Regions from separate parts of the Homo sapiens genome. Here all the other regions are linked to region 1. Evidence: chromatin contacts called from ENCODE Hi-C data. All regions are on one chromosome and are shown on one strand. The core of a region is the stretch at or near the end of the contact, and the rest is flanking DNA. Distances in the headings are between cores, read along the strand shown.

Region 1 (4,846 bases), core at 1,440-3,939:
AGCCAAAATTAAACTGGCTCACTGTTTTTGTCCTGCTAGCTGTCGACATTTAGGTGTGTTGCTTGGTGTGGTGACTCAATTTCCTGTGGGATAGTTGGCAACTCCACTTTGAGGTTTGTTCGGCGGGATGAAAAGGTCAGTTACTTGATGTCTTAGAACACTTGGGGTTAAAATTCCTAAAAGTGAAGCTTTACAAATGATCCTGAAAAATCGTGGCTAGCTATATTGCCTACTCACCTAGGAATTTGGAAAAAAGCAATATTCTCAGCTCTATGCTAATATCAAGAATAATTCTTTATTTGAGCAACAGTTTCACAGAGCAAACTTTACTCTGTTAGTAATTATTTTCTCACTAGCATGTAGATGTGTTCCAGTGATTTTTCATTTTTCTTATTTATACAGATGTTAGAACTTAAAATATATGCTTACCCCATTTTATCATCATACTCAAATCCTGTCTGTCAAAAGTGGCTGGTGCATGGCTTGGACATAAAATGGATATTCTGAAGTAAATTGTTCCTCCTGTCACTATACTACCTTCTTAAGAACAAATCCTGTGTATAAAGTGCATGATGTCTTGAAGCATTAGCCAAAACTTTCCTGAATTATTTTCCACATTAAAAAATAACAACTGAAATATAATGTGTGGAGCCACATCCTGTTAGATTTGAAGCCTGAGTCTGAACAGCTTTGGGAACTTGGTGAAGATGGAGGAAGGGGGCAGTTTACTTAGCTACTGGGAAATCACTTGAGGCTCAGGCTTTGAGAAAGTTGGAGTGCAGGGGAGAGGAGCCACAGAAAGCCGAACCTCAGAGGGGACTCCCAGCTTCATTGTAACCAATGATTGAAAAGATGGCACTGAACAAATCCCAGACACAATGGTTATGCATCTTTAATCCACTGGATAGGCTAACTATGGACAGCTCAAATGATCATAAAACAAGTCAATGTCCTCTTAAAATTTCCTACATTCCTATATTATGGGAATGAGAGAGAGAGGAAAATATCAAAACCAAACCATATAGTAGATGCACTACCATGGCAACTAGGTGATGCTATACTTGCATATGGAAGTTATTCAGTAAAATGAAAATGATTGTGTTAGAGCCATAGGCGAAAGTATTGTTTGTGATCTTTAGGGTGTGGGGTTACAATGGACTTCCTATATTTGTGTGTAATGCTTCAATTTTTATAACAAGCATGTAATATTTTTTACATTCTTAGAATTGGGGAAGCTATACAGAGCAGGTATTTTATATTTACCATTTAAAATTATTAATATCTTTAAGCTTGTTAAGGGGGAAAAAAAAGCTTCAATCTGAAACTTTAATTCACCTGGCAAGGTTTAGGCAGTTGTTTGTCCATCTAAAGTATATATTTACATAGACTGCGGGGTGGAGGAAGTAGAACAAAAAAGAGGCAAATTTTAACCTAGAGTACTCAAAGTGAACAGTAAATAGTTCAAGTATTCTTGATAACAATAAGCCACGTGGCACATGTAACAACTACTTTAAAAGTTACTCTAACTTTTACAAAGTTCACATAAAAAGCTATCTCAAAAATCCCAGGAGCCTAAATTCAGTCCATGAACTTTATTTGTTGTGCCATGTTAATTTATGGAGTCTAAATTTCAAGGGCAGAATTTCTTCTCCAATACCTGTAGATTCAAAGACAAAGACAAGGGATCCCACCACTTAGTGTAAGTTTCTCAGTATCTTCTTTCCACTCGACAATGACAAAGTTTTATCAAATGGACCCTTGGGAGTTTGACTTCTCCTCACTATGAATGGTTTGCTTATTGCATGCTAATGTAGAAAAGTTCTCCCACAACTGATCTGCTTAGGGACAGTGTCCCTGGTGCCCTGGGTCAGCCTTTGTAAACAGAACAGGCTTTTCTGTATGCCTTTGAATATGGTCTTTCCGTTTTCTCAAAATTGTAGTGTACTCTGCACATGGTGGGTAGAAACACCCTTCCAGATTTTCTTCCTTGGCCCAAGATCATCTAGGTCTTATGCAATTCACAGGGGAAAGGAGTAGTATGCAGGACATGCGTAAATTCTCCTTACCATGTGGTTCTTTCACATTGCTGTTCCTTTAAGAGAACTCTTAGGCAATTCGGCATATGAAAATGCAGCCTATTGTCAAATTTGTGAATTATAAAGCGTTCCGACCCCACAACATTGTATATTTTGTTTGCTTGTTTCTGTCCGCCCCAACATTTAGAAGTCTGGTACTTAGTAGGGACTGGGCTGGGTAGAAAAAGAATGCGGTCTTAATTCCCACAACCCTGCCTCCTTGAAGTAGGTGAATCCTAAGCCTTTAGAAACGAACCCCCAGAAACCCTAAAACTTAAACCCTCAGAAACCTTGAGGGTCCTAAATAACCTTGTTTGTGAAACTTCGCAGGAAGCAGCCGGTCGTGGAGTCGCAGAGGCTCCAGCGGTCTGGGCAACCTGGAGGGCAGTGGCTCGGCGGGGCGCGCGGGGTTCTAGCGAGACAGGTGCGCGGCCGTGCGCGCCTGCGTGCCGGTCCCTCCTGAGCCCCGCGGCGGGCGCGACCCCGGACGGCGGACTGCAGGCGCTCCACGCCGGGTTTTCCGCCGCTCTCCTAGCACAGACAGTCCCACAGCAGCCCCACAGACACACACGCTCGCGCCCGCGCCTCCTCGTCTGCACTTCAAAGCGAGTGGCGCCCGGCTGCGCCGGGGGGATGGCACTGCGAGGTGGCGGGGCCCCCGGGGCAGAGCTCGAGGGGAAGGACGCGGCGGGTGGCACGGACAGGGACAGGCTTTTGCAATTCGGAATCTTTTCGTAAGGGGGTTGAGGAGGAGCCAGGCAGCGCCGAGGGCCGAGAGGGGCGTGAGGGGGAGTGTTCCCGGAAAGCTGCGGCGTTGGAGCCGCGCTGCGCCTGCCGCCCGAGGAGTTGAGAAAGAAAACAGGAAACGTGGTGGCCGCGCACCCGGCCGCGGCTGATTCATTCACTTCAAGTGCCGTGCAGAAGGCTCGGCAGGCGGGGCGGGCGTGGGGCCGCGGCTCCGGGTTGGGGACCGAGGAGATCCGGCTGTGGACCAGACGCTCCTCTGCGGGGCGGGCACCCAAGCGCGCTCGCCACCCCCTCGCCATCCGCTAGAGCCGGGCTCCTGGACTGGGACTCGGGCCCGCCGCACAGTTGAAAAGTCGCATAGTGGTTTTTCCGCTCGCGTCGCTGTGTGAAAGTTGGCTCGCCGCTCTTTGCACGCCCTCCCTGGAGGCCGACCCGAGACGCCAAGCTGGAGAGACCGTGCCTCCCCGAGGCCGGCCGCCCCGCGAGCACAGCCTCCGCCCCCGTTGCACTGCCGGGCTGGGCAATATGAAGGAGCAGCCCTCATGTGCCGGCACCGGGCATCCGAGCATGGCGGGGTATGGCAGGATGGCCCCCTTTGAACTCGCTAGCGGACCCGTGAAGCGCTTGAGAACTGAGTCCCCCTTTCCCTGTCTCTTCGCAGAGGAGGCCTACCAGAAACTGGCCAGCGAGACCCTGGAGGAGCTGGACTGGTGTCTGGACCAGCTAGAGACCCTACAGACCAGGCACTCCGTCAGTGAGATGGCCTCCAACAAGGTAAGCCCCGGTTCTGCTGTCACTGGTGCCCCCAGGCTGCTGATTCCCATGCCGGCGAGCCACTGGTACCCATAGCCCCGGGAAATAAATTGAGAGGTTTTTTAGGCTTACTGCATGTTGGCTATTCTGCTCCTTAGAGGGAGGTTCCTGTTTCCTTGCTTTGCCTCCCCTAGTCACGCCAGATAAACATTTTCCAAAAGCAATTTGACGTGCTAAATTTAAGTATCTCCCAAGACACAGGGTTCCTAAGTAACACTGAGCCCTTGCAGCAGAAACCCAGTAGGGTCCATGGGCATTGCATGTTTAAAGGTGTTCTTGGGATTCCCGGTTGAAAATAAGAATTGGTGGATGTCTGTGAAATCACTTGAATGTCACCACCTAGGGCACTCAAACTCAGAAGAGTTCATCGAACTTGGAACCTTCACCCTAATTCATCTAGTTGTCAGGGTACCCCGCAAGAACTGAGCCTTTATATATTCAGTTGGCCATACATATCCGCAGGAAACATTAACAGAGTTAGAAGGTTCCTTATGATCATTACTTTTGTTTCCATTAATCTTGGAAAGAAAGCCCAGTTTTTTGAGGTCATTTAGTACAAGGAGGCTTCAACTAGGCATCTGTGCCATATGTGCTAAGGTGCTGGTCTTGGCAGTTAATGGAGTTTTGAGGGCTGAGAAGTAACCTTCAGCCTGGGACAGCCTTAAAATAGCACGGAAGGCAAGGTATAGTGTTTTCAGTTTTGCTGTATTTTTTGGATTTCCTGTTCTTTTTGTCTTTAGTTATGCAAGGAGATAATTGGAATTGTGTATGTTTTTAGTGGCTATTTGCCTGTGCATGTCGTATGCAGATGGCTGAAGGATTCAGCCAGTAAGGACTGGTAATGTTGTGAGACAATTAGTAATAGTTGCCTCGTCAAGATATTTAAGTATTTTTGGCCACCTATTTACAAGGTCAAGAAGGTTATATTATCTTACAGTTCATCTATGTGCACATATCTTTAAATGAGTGATGCTTTTTTTTTTCTACCTTTCTATGGTTTTTATCCCACCTGTTCTCATGCAGTTTTTACAAAAAGGCCACGGCATAACAGCCACTTGATTGTCTTATCTATTAACAGTGCTTTTGTAGGTAGCATTGTCAAGTGAAAAGTTGGCTTCAAATAAATAAAAGGGGCTCTGTAGACACGGCCAGCAGATACTAACCTACCCATATGCACACTGACCTACCCATGTCCACACTGATGATCAATT
Region 2 (4,846 bases), core at 908-3,407, 2.4 Mb before region 1:
GGAAAACTAATAAAAAGCATTTTCCCCTGGAGAAACTAAGACACGATGAGATTAAAAGTGGACAAAGTCGTATAACTGGTGACTTAGCAAACTAAGCACACTTCATACCTCATTCTTAATTCAATGTTCAATCTGTCAAATATTCCTGTTGGCTATTCTATGTATTAAATGAAATGACCTTAATATTTGAGTTCAATGTAACAGTAGTTTACAACTCTGTACTCTTAAAATTATTCTGCATGAAGTGTACTATCAACAAAAAGGTATCTAAGTGAAAAACACCAGTCTTTAGAATCTAGTCAGATGGTTTAAAAAGGAAATAAATCGCCGGGCACGGTGGCTCATGCCTGTAATCCCAGCACTCTGGGAGGCCAAGGTGGGTGGATCACGAGGTCAGGAGATCGAGACCATCCTGGCCAACATGGTGAAACCCCATCTCTACTAAAAATACAAAAATTAGCCAGGCATGGTGGCACGTGCCTGTAATCCCAGCTACTCGGGAGGCTGAGGCAGGAGAATCGCCTGAACCAGGGAGTCAGAGGTTGCAGTGAGCCGAGATCGCACCACTGCACTCCAGCCTGGCAACAGAGTGAGACTCCGTCTGAAAAAAAAAAAAAAAAAAAGGAAATACATCCATTATTACAATACTATTCACAAACTCAGAACACTTAAATTCTGTGCAATTGTCAATGTGGGGCTGAGCACTAGAGTACCGGGGTAATTTAGGGCTACACATGTTGCCTTTTGCCAAGGCTGGTCCTGAGTTTTCGTAGTTTTGTATCTTCCTGGTCTATATGCTGACTTCACCTTAGTTGGGCTGCTATACATAGGTGAAATCACAGTGATTGTGCCTAAGGAAACCATGAAGATCATACGGAAGCTTCTCAACATGAAGGACAAATAAGTCCAAGGCTTCCTCTCATGAAAGGCTAAAACTCCCTTTATCAAAAGTCACAACAGTGCCACTTTTACAAATCTGGGGTCCCTGAAAGAGTTACTCAAATCAATTAAATTAACTATCAGATAACTTCAGTAGCTACTCAAAATAGTCTTCCTTTACTGGCCTGATCAAGTAACAATGTTTTCCATGGAGCTTAATGGCTCCTTTTAGATCCTTGTCTATGAACTGGTATTGCACTCCATGCTTACCCACCCGCAGCTCTCACCATCCCACATATCCCTCTCCACAAAAAGCTAATAAATTTGCATTCCTGACTCTGACTCATACAACTAAGAAACCGAAGACTAACAAAACTCTTAGGTATGACTAAGCAAAATGATCTAATTAATAAATAGTCAAGAAATACAAATGTTTTTAAAAGTAAAATTAACCATCAAGAAAACAGGGTATGGTGGAGAAGGGGGAACTATAGCTCTAAACACCATCCTTGTAAGTTGCTACCAAGAACCCACATTTTTCTTTAAAGGCTGAAAATCAGCAGTAATAACCCAAAACTATCTTGCGCAAAGGTGGTCTTAATAGAGATATAATTAATCTTGCCAATTTTCCACATAATTTCTCTCCTTTTTTGATCTTTTGCTTTACAAAATCATGCTTGAAAACTTTTACAATTTCTTTCTGGTAGCAATTCTGAAATGAAAATGGACTGCAGGTAAGTAAATTTGAGAACCTCCTTAAACAGCAAAAATCACCTCCCTAGCCCCTCCACTGGTAAAAATCACCAAAGTTTTTACTGTGGCCCCCTCGTTCTCAGAAACAAAAACAAAAACAAAATGGCCTTTGAAGTTGGACAATTTGGTATGTGTTACATTTAATTTTGTGCTTATACTTAATACCTAAAGTGAAGCAATACAGAGGCCTGGATTTCAAAAACGGGAAAAAAAAAAAAAAAAAAAAAAACCTTTCCCCTCATTACAAAGAAAATCTATAATCATAATTTAGAAGTCATCAAGGAAACGCAAATCTTGTGCCACCCCGCCTCTGCGCGGTCGGGTCAGTCACACACACGCCGCCCCGCCCCCGCGCCATCAGTCACACGCAGGCCTCGCCCCATCCTGACTCCCAACCCCGCCCCTCGCGCTGTCAGTCTCTGACTCTGGCCTGCGGCTGAACCGGCGGCGCTGACGTCAGCTGGCGACCGCGGCCGCATTCCTAAACAGTTCAGACAAACCCACTGGTGGGAAGCTTCGAAAGCCCTCAGCTGTAGTGAGGAAAGCAAAGGTTTGGCTGGCAGCCAGACTCCTGAGCTCAGCATTTTGTAATGCACTTCCTTTTTATTTAACAGCTTGCATAATGCCCTTAACCCTTCCTTTACCTGCATCACACCTTTAACCCCTTCTTTTCCTGGTCGAACTTCGAAGCAAACTTCAGAACTTGGTCTCCCATAGGGTTTTAATATATTCCTCACCAATTTACAACTGACTGATTTTTAATACTGCTGAAGAGGCAATTTAATTAAATGCACTTGCTCCCCCTAAACTGCTGTTTCCCCCTTAAAGCAATGTTAATTTTCAAGCAAAGAAATTAAAACATTTTATTAAAACAACGTATTTTAAAGCTTTTTTAGACCCCCTCCTTCATAATTTATCTTCTTGAAATTATTGTCAAGAGACAATAGCTTCAAATGGTCCAAAACAAAAGGGTACACAGTGACAAAATCTCCCTCCAACTTCGTCCCTCAGTTGCCCTGTTCTCATCCCATGATAAATTGTTACTTCTCTTGTATTCACCCAGAAGTATTTTAGTGATACATAAGGAAATACACATATATTCTATTTTCTCCTTTTTAAAATGGTAAACTCTATACATAATGTTCTCTACTTTGCTTCCTTATTCTTTTTTAGAATTGCATGGAATTCCACAATTTAGCAGTCCCCTATATATGAGCATTTAGGTAATTTCCCATCTTTTTGCTATTACAAATAATGCTGGTGTGAAAATCTTGTATGACTGTCTTTCAAGAATAAATTCCTAGATGGGAAATTGCTACATCAAAACAAACACATGCATTTGTAATTCTGAGAGGTAACAGCAAACTGTCCTCCACTGAGACTGTACCTTTACCCTCCCACCAGCAGTGCAGGAGGATGCCTATTTCCCTCATGCAAATCAGGCTGTCCCAGAATTCAGATAAGAGGCTCTCTCTCAAGCTTATTTTATTTTTAGAAAACAGATCTGTGAAAAATTGTATCTTAGTGTAGTCTTAATTTACATTTTTCATATTATGAACGAAGTTGGGCATCTTTTTATATATTTTAGAAGCCATTTGTATTTCTCTGTGAACTGTTAAATCATCACCTTTGCCCATTTTTCTATTTGTTCATCATTTTCTTACTGCTTTGTAGGAGCTTATGTTTTTCGAAAAGCAGTGTTTTGTGTATGACACTTTGAAAGATCTTTTTTATATATTTTAAGAAAATTAGCTCTTTGTGACATGATTTGTGAAAATTTTTTCCAGTTTGGTAAATTTATCTGTTTCATGGTTTCTGCCATAGAGAAATTTAGGGATTTTTATGTAGCTGAATTGTTACCAATCTATTCTTTCATGGTTCTTGGTTACTATTATCACAGACTGTCATTCCCCATGCAGTTTGTAGAATAATTTTCCAGTGATTTCTTCAAATATTTTTATGTTTTCAGTTTTACCTTTCAATATTTAGAGTCTGTACTTTTTTTCCTAGATATATATCCACTAGTCCCAACACAAATTGAATAACCTATCTTTTCTCACTGATTGGAAATGCTACCTTTATCATATTCAATAATTTTTCTTATGTAAAAGTGGGGCTCAGAGGAATTTTAGGCTGCACTTACACCAGTGTTAATTTTAAAATCTGGTATAAAGTAAGATATGTTTTCCATGGACAACATGGTCCAGTTTCAATAACTAAATTTCAGATTTGGGGAACTGTGTTTGTTATTTTTAAATGAAACTAAATCCTTTTTAAGATTTCTGAGAGGCCGGGTGCAATGGCTCACGCCTGTAATCCCAGCACTTTGGGAGGCTGAGGTGGGTGGATCACCTGAAGTCAGGAGTTCGAGACCAGCCTGGCCAACATGGCAAAACACCGTCTCTACTAAAAATACAAAAATTAGGCAGGCATGGTGGCAGGCACCTGTAATCCCAGCTACTCAGGAGGCTGAGGCAGGAGAATCGCTTGAACCCGGGAGGCAGAGGCTGCAGAGAGCCGAGATCATGTCACTGCACTCCAGCCTGGGTGACAGAGCAAGACTCTGTCTCAAAATAAATAAATAAATAAATAAATAAATAAATAAATAAAAGATTTCTGAGATAAATTATAGTATCATATGCCACCTTTAAAGACTTAGGCTTTTTGAAAGTAAATACCTACTCGGAAATATTACTTCTGACTAATTATGACAGATTTTAGTCTTCAGAGACTTCATAAAATTACCAGAAAGATGTAAAATGTTGAAAACATTGTTAAAACAAAATTTTGATACTGACTGTAGACAACTTTGCCTTTTAATATATTCTTTAAGGAAAAATGAGTGAGGAATGAGGATGATCTAGTCCTTTCAACTAATTTTTACCTTTCTTTCAATATCTGTTAGGGATTACTACACCAGGTCCCTATAAAATTTCTAGGCTTCACATTTATGTAAACCATCATACTGATAAACAAGTAATATACTATTAATATATTAAGTATACAAATGTTTTCAGCTTTAGTAGATGTTAAAAGACAGTGATATGCAATAATGATCAGTTGCTGAAAAGAGCAGAACCACAGTTTTGAACAGGACCTCATAAGGTTAGGCAGGTGGTTCCCCAAAGAGATAGCAAAATGACACAGACCTGCAGACATAAAGTTCAAAGTACCTGTGTGTTAATGGAGAAGGCCAAGACTGGAGGGAAGAGAA
Region 3 (4,846 bases), core at 1,405-3,904, 2.1 Mb after region 1:
TTCCTTGCTCACATATCCATTTACCACCTATGGAAATTACTTAGATTGTAAGCTTTTGGGGGACAAGGACATTTTTATGGTGGTCCCACAGTGCCCAGCATCTAGCACTTTCTATATAATGCCCTGTATTGCATAGTTACAGGATAATAAAAGTAAAAAGTAATAGTATTTTAATTTAAACTCCTTGGGTCACAAGGATTTTTAATCTGTACTGACTCATGAAAGTCTTGTCAATCAGAAAGAATGAGAGCTCCATCTACATATAGACTTTACACACTTTATCATAAAGGAATGTGTTATGTAAGACTGAGTGATAAACTTTCTCTAGTGATCAGGTGGGGGAAAGTAGCTCTGCTACCTTCAACTGCTAATAAATTTAGCTTCATTTATCTTTGTCTGAATCCTTATTTAATACCATGGACTCAGACTTCCTACACTACGTTCTATAATAGGGAGCATATAACAATCAAAATTACAAATGCCTATACAAAATCTTTACAATTGAATATAAAGAAAGTCTACAGAAACATTACTAGATTCATGAAAGTGAATAAATCTGTGTATATTTCAGTTATGGCAAAACATATAATCTAAGACTACATTTATAGTTTGGATTAGCCAAGTTTGCTGGGAAGAAAATGTTTTTCCCAGTGTAATGTATGAGGCAGGTTGTTGGAGACACTTTCTTCACGTGGCTCAGACTGCGGTCCAGCTGCTCAGGGCACTGTTTCATGGTTCTGTCCACAGCGCGTGCTCACTGCGTCATTTCTAAAGTTATTCACTTGTACTTAATTTCAAGCCATTTTTTTTTACTTTGAAAACTCTGAACGCCTCATTGAGGACAGTACATACAATGTGTGCCAAGGTCTGGTTTCAAAGTTTAGCTGTTTTTGAGTTATTTGACTGGACAAAAGGTCGAAAGATATCTTTCACAGCAGGGAAAGTGTAATTTTCCATGTCTTTATGATGTTTAGAAATAGTTGGAGTGATTTTTCCCTAAAATTTCCATAAGTAAATAACTTTTACCCGTGGCATAAGCTTGATTTTGAGATGCCTTGGCAAAAAATTTGAAAATAACCCTCTCCCTACCTCCAGTCTCCAGCCTCATCCTCAGTATGCACTCCAGCAATAAGGGAATTGGAGGGACCCCAGGTTAAAATCAAGACCTTTCATGTTTGGATTAAAAGTATGACGTATGGAAAGTTTTAGCTTCTAAAAACTTGTCTTTATCATTTAATATTACGTATGTTTTAGAAAAAAGCTGGGAGAAGAGCTCTGGTGTCTGAGATCACTCTCTCCAAATTCCTGTAGGGTCCTGCTATAATTCCTGATGGTATTTGCATCTCACTTATTCATGTACCTTACAGCCGACTTTCTTTTCCACAGATAGAATTGGCCTCCCACTTTAGGACAATGTGTCCTCCAAATTTGCTAGGGCAACTCCATACCTTACTTTAACTTCTTGCAGGACCTAACTCTCCAATCAGTCGTTAGTGTATATTTTTGTGTACTTGGCTCAAAGTCTTTCAGTGTGGATGTGGACCTTCCGGAGAGTAATCTCCTCCAATGAAGAGCAAATGGTCATAAGGAACATGTACGAGCAGGTATTCCTGTTAAGCCTTATGCTCCGTCTTTCACCCATCCACTTGCACAGGGGACTAGTTTCCTTTTATGATCCTACCCAAACGTTTGGCCTTTTTGGAGAAGTGAGGGAAGTGAGGGGTAGAATTTTTGAGACTCAGTTCAGGGCCTTTGATATGCTGTTCCTGTCCTTCAACAGATGTATCAAGTATCTCTGGGTCATCCCCTAAGACACGTTGGTGATGAACAATTCCTAGAACTGGTCTAATTTTTTTTTTTTTTTTTTTGGATAACAGCACAGTTTATATTTTTTGGGCATCTTCTTGAACTGTACAAGTATATTCAGCATCATTTCTCTGCCCTGTCGATCTTTTGTCTTTTCTTCTGTGCTGTCAATAACCTGTTTGGCAAATGTCTACTTCCATTGTCCACTCCGTGAGCAGTGTACACCGGTCTCCATCTCCCATTCCTGCAGGTCCCTTCGTGGAAACGGCAAAGTGCCTGACTGTAGTCCTCTCATTCTGGACTGACTCTGCCATCCACCAGCCTCTTCTCCCATTTCCCAGGGCTTCCTCCCACATCTGTCTATTTCATAGATCGCCTCCTCCTCTTAGGGAAGTTGAGTCTGTCGAGTTCCCCTGCACATCGCCTGCCAGTCCAAGTCTCCTGCCCGCCTCCCGCACGCCCTCCCGCGCCGCGGTGTCTGTGGGTCGGTTCCCAGACGCGCCCGCCGGCTCTTGGGCCTCCACTGGCTGGACGTGGGTCTGTCCCGCGCCCGCGCGTCCGTCCGTCCCCCACTTGCCTCCAATTCGGCAGGAACTTTACACCAGCCAGGAGGAGAAGGACGGTGCGCGCGGGTGCGGGTCTGGCCGGCTGGGGCCGGCGCGGGGGCGGCGAGGGGCGCCGGGCGGCGTCGGCTTGCGAGCGGGCCGGGGGCGTCGCGGGCCGCCCTGCCCTATAAGGGGCCGTGCCGCCTCCGCCGCCGGGCGGGTGCCGGGCGGACCGCGGCGGTGGCGGCGGCGGCTGCGATTGGCTCAGGCGCCCCATCCGGGGACTGGGCTCGGCGCTGCTCGTTCGCCCTAAAGGTACCAATATGGCGGAGGTGAGCAGGGAAACCGGGCAGGAGCAGCCGGGCTGGAGCGGGCGCCCGGCGGCTCCCCGCGACCCCCGAGCCAGCCTGGGGGATCCGGGGCTCTTTCCGCTGCCCCATGAGGGGCGGCGTGGCGACGCGGGGGTCGCGGGGCGGCGACTGGCCGTGGCGGGGCTGGCCGGGGGGCGGGAGCGGGCGCGGGAGCGGTCTCCCTCCGGGACTAGGCCGCGGCGGCTCCGGCCCCGGTCGGGCCGGGCGACCGAGCCGGACGGAGGTGGCGGCCGGCTGCAGTGAGCCCTGCCCCAGGGACGAGGCAGTGCCGTGTCCCCGGTCGCTGACGCGGGCCGCCGGCGCCTCCGCGCCTCTTCCCCGGGCCCGGGTGGGTGGAAACCGGCGGAGCCCCCCCTCCGCGGCCGGATCGCAAAGAGGGGAGCGGGCTGCGCCACTGCCCTGCGGGAGTCGTGCGCTGTGCCCCCGGCCCACCGGGCCCGGGCTGCGGCGCGAAGGAGCCGCACGCTTCACTTTGCTGGGGGCGCGGAGAAGAGCGGGATGCGGGGCCACCGGGCTTCTCAGAAGAGCGGGACTCCCCACCCCGCAGCCCGGGAGGTGCGGGAGCCCCTGGGGTTAAAGGGCAGACCGAGACCCTCGACGCCCTCTCCAGGAGAGCGGCTTGATAGCTCCAGTTTTCTCTGGGCTGGAGGAAGGAAGGCTGGGCGAGCGAAGCTGCCCCGGCCATGTCCCCCGGGACTGGTGAGCTGGGGGGAGGGGGCGGTGTGGCAGGAGCCCCTGGGCTGGAGCTCGCTGGGGCGGGGGGCGCGCTGACGGTCCAGGGAGGGACTGAACACTCTGGAAGGAGCCAGCATCCCTGGAACTGAGAGGAGCTGCATCTCTGGACTCGAGAGAGAGGATGGGGGGCTCGCGCTTTGGTTTGGGGGCGAGTGTCCGATTCGAGCTGGCCTACGCTGCAGGGGAAGAGATCGGCTTCGGAGTTGGGGCTCCCGGGCCCCAGGGGCGAACTAGGTGCTCAGAACGCGAGTTCGTTCCAGAAAAGGGTGTTACGTTTCGAGTTGTTTGGGGCTTCGGAGAGCCGGGTGGGATTTGGAGGACTCCGGAGATGCCAGGGATGGGGGACTGATGGTGCCAGCCGACTGCTCTGGGTTTTGCTTCTCTGCTTGGAAACTTGCTGAGCTCCAAGAAGCGACTTGGAGTTGCCTCTCAGACTCCGGGCTTCGTCCCGGGTCTGTGAGTTTGTACACTTGGGACTCGGGGAGGAAGGCGAGGCAGCCAAGAGGGGGCCCGAAAGGGGCCGGGAGCGATTCGAGTGAAGCTACGTCTTGCACTTTTGGCAGCTGCGGAGGAGCGCTCGACTCCGCCTCCTCTGCGCCCTGTTGCCGGCGCTGCCTCTTTCCCTGGCTGTGCGATCTAACCTCACGTTTTCTTCTCTCTCTCCTAGGCTTCTTTTGGAAGTTCGAGCCCAGGTTTGTCCTATTTTCTTACGTCTTCGGTGGTTCCCAGTGGGTAATGTGGGCTCAAAGGTCTGTTGCTAAAGGATTCCCAATAGAAATGTATCCTGCAGGTTTTTCTTCATTGATTTTTAAGAGTTTCAGTGTGCATTTAGTAAAGTTTGGGGAAGAAACAGTTATACTGTTCTTTGTTTTCTCTTGCATGTTGAAAAAGTAACTGTTACAAAGTTGCTAAGACAAGCGTTCTTTTAAGGAATATGGCTTTAATTATTACATATCTTATTTTTCCTCCGAGCCTGAAACAGTTAATCCCAAATTAACTTGACACCAACTTTAGCAATTTAGATTTTAACTTCGGTTTCTTCTAGAGATTGAGTAATTTGTCAGAACTCTGGGACTACTTCACTAACTGTAACCCCTCATCTCCTCTTACGTTGTTTCTTTTTCATAATTAAATGTCTATGAGTTGTGTTAAAATTGGAAGTTGAGAGGTAAAGCTACCTTAATAAAAAAGACAGAACTTCCAAGTTTGGCACAGAAAAAGGGTGATTTTGACTTCTGAGCTGAGACGATCTTAGGTCATCTAGTACAGTGTTTCTTAACTTTCCTGAGGTCAGAAACCCCTGTCAGGATCTAATGAAAGCAAGGGATGTGTCCCAGAACTCTGCACATATGCATAATTACACACAATCTGGGGTTTGTAGAATCCCTG

The links. A loop is a pair of places that touch in the nucleus more often than their neighbours do. Pooled maps may share reads with other maps.
Region 2: a pooled map shows a loop between it and region 1 (6-fold over the local background). The contact joins the enhancer-like site here to the promoter of PDE4D-AS1 in region 1. A Hi-C loop is called at or near these places in 6 of 50 pooled maps.
Region 3: a loop to region 1 is called in a pooled map, with 5 times the contacts of the local background. The contact joins the promoter of MIER3 here to the promoter of PDE4D-AS1 in region 1. A Hi-C loop is called at or near these places in 4 of 50 pooled maps.

Annotation. Positions count from the first base shown.
Region 1 is chr5:59,037,609-59,042,454 of GRCh38, reverse strand. It overlaps PDE4D-AS1 (PDE4D antisense RNA 1), which reads right to left and starts at 2,689. Exons shown (of 2, transcript NR_198970.1): 1 at 2,385-2,689. It overlaps PDE4D (phosphodiesterase 4D), which reads left to right. Exons shown (of 15, transcript NM_001104631.2): 6 at 3,484-3,596. RefSeq lists a silencer at 3,251-3,320.
Region 2 is chr5:61,406,087-61,410,932 of GRCh38, reverse strand. The region is part of intron 1 of ZSWIM6 (zinc finger SWIM-type containing 6); the gene reads right to left. Among named protein-coding and RNA genes, the nearest start is that of ZSWIM6, 76 kb to the right of the region's middle. RefSeq lists a silencer at 1,907-2,297 and an enhancer at 1,723-2,922. Within about 2 kb of position 2,157, at least 21 of the 41 ENCODE cell types and tissues checked have a DNase peak (open chromatin) inside an H3K27ac peak, as active enhancers do.
Region 3 is chr5:56,949,931-56,954,776 of GRCh38, reverse strand. MIER3 (MIER family member 3) reads left to right here and starts at 2,654. Exons shown (of 13, transcript NM_001297599.2): 1 at 2,654-2,683; 2 at 4,125-4,149. The coding sequence starts at 2,675. RefSeq lists silencers at 2,373-2,792, 2,823-2,932, 2,993-3,162 and an enhancer at 3,733-3,822.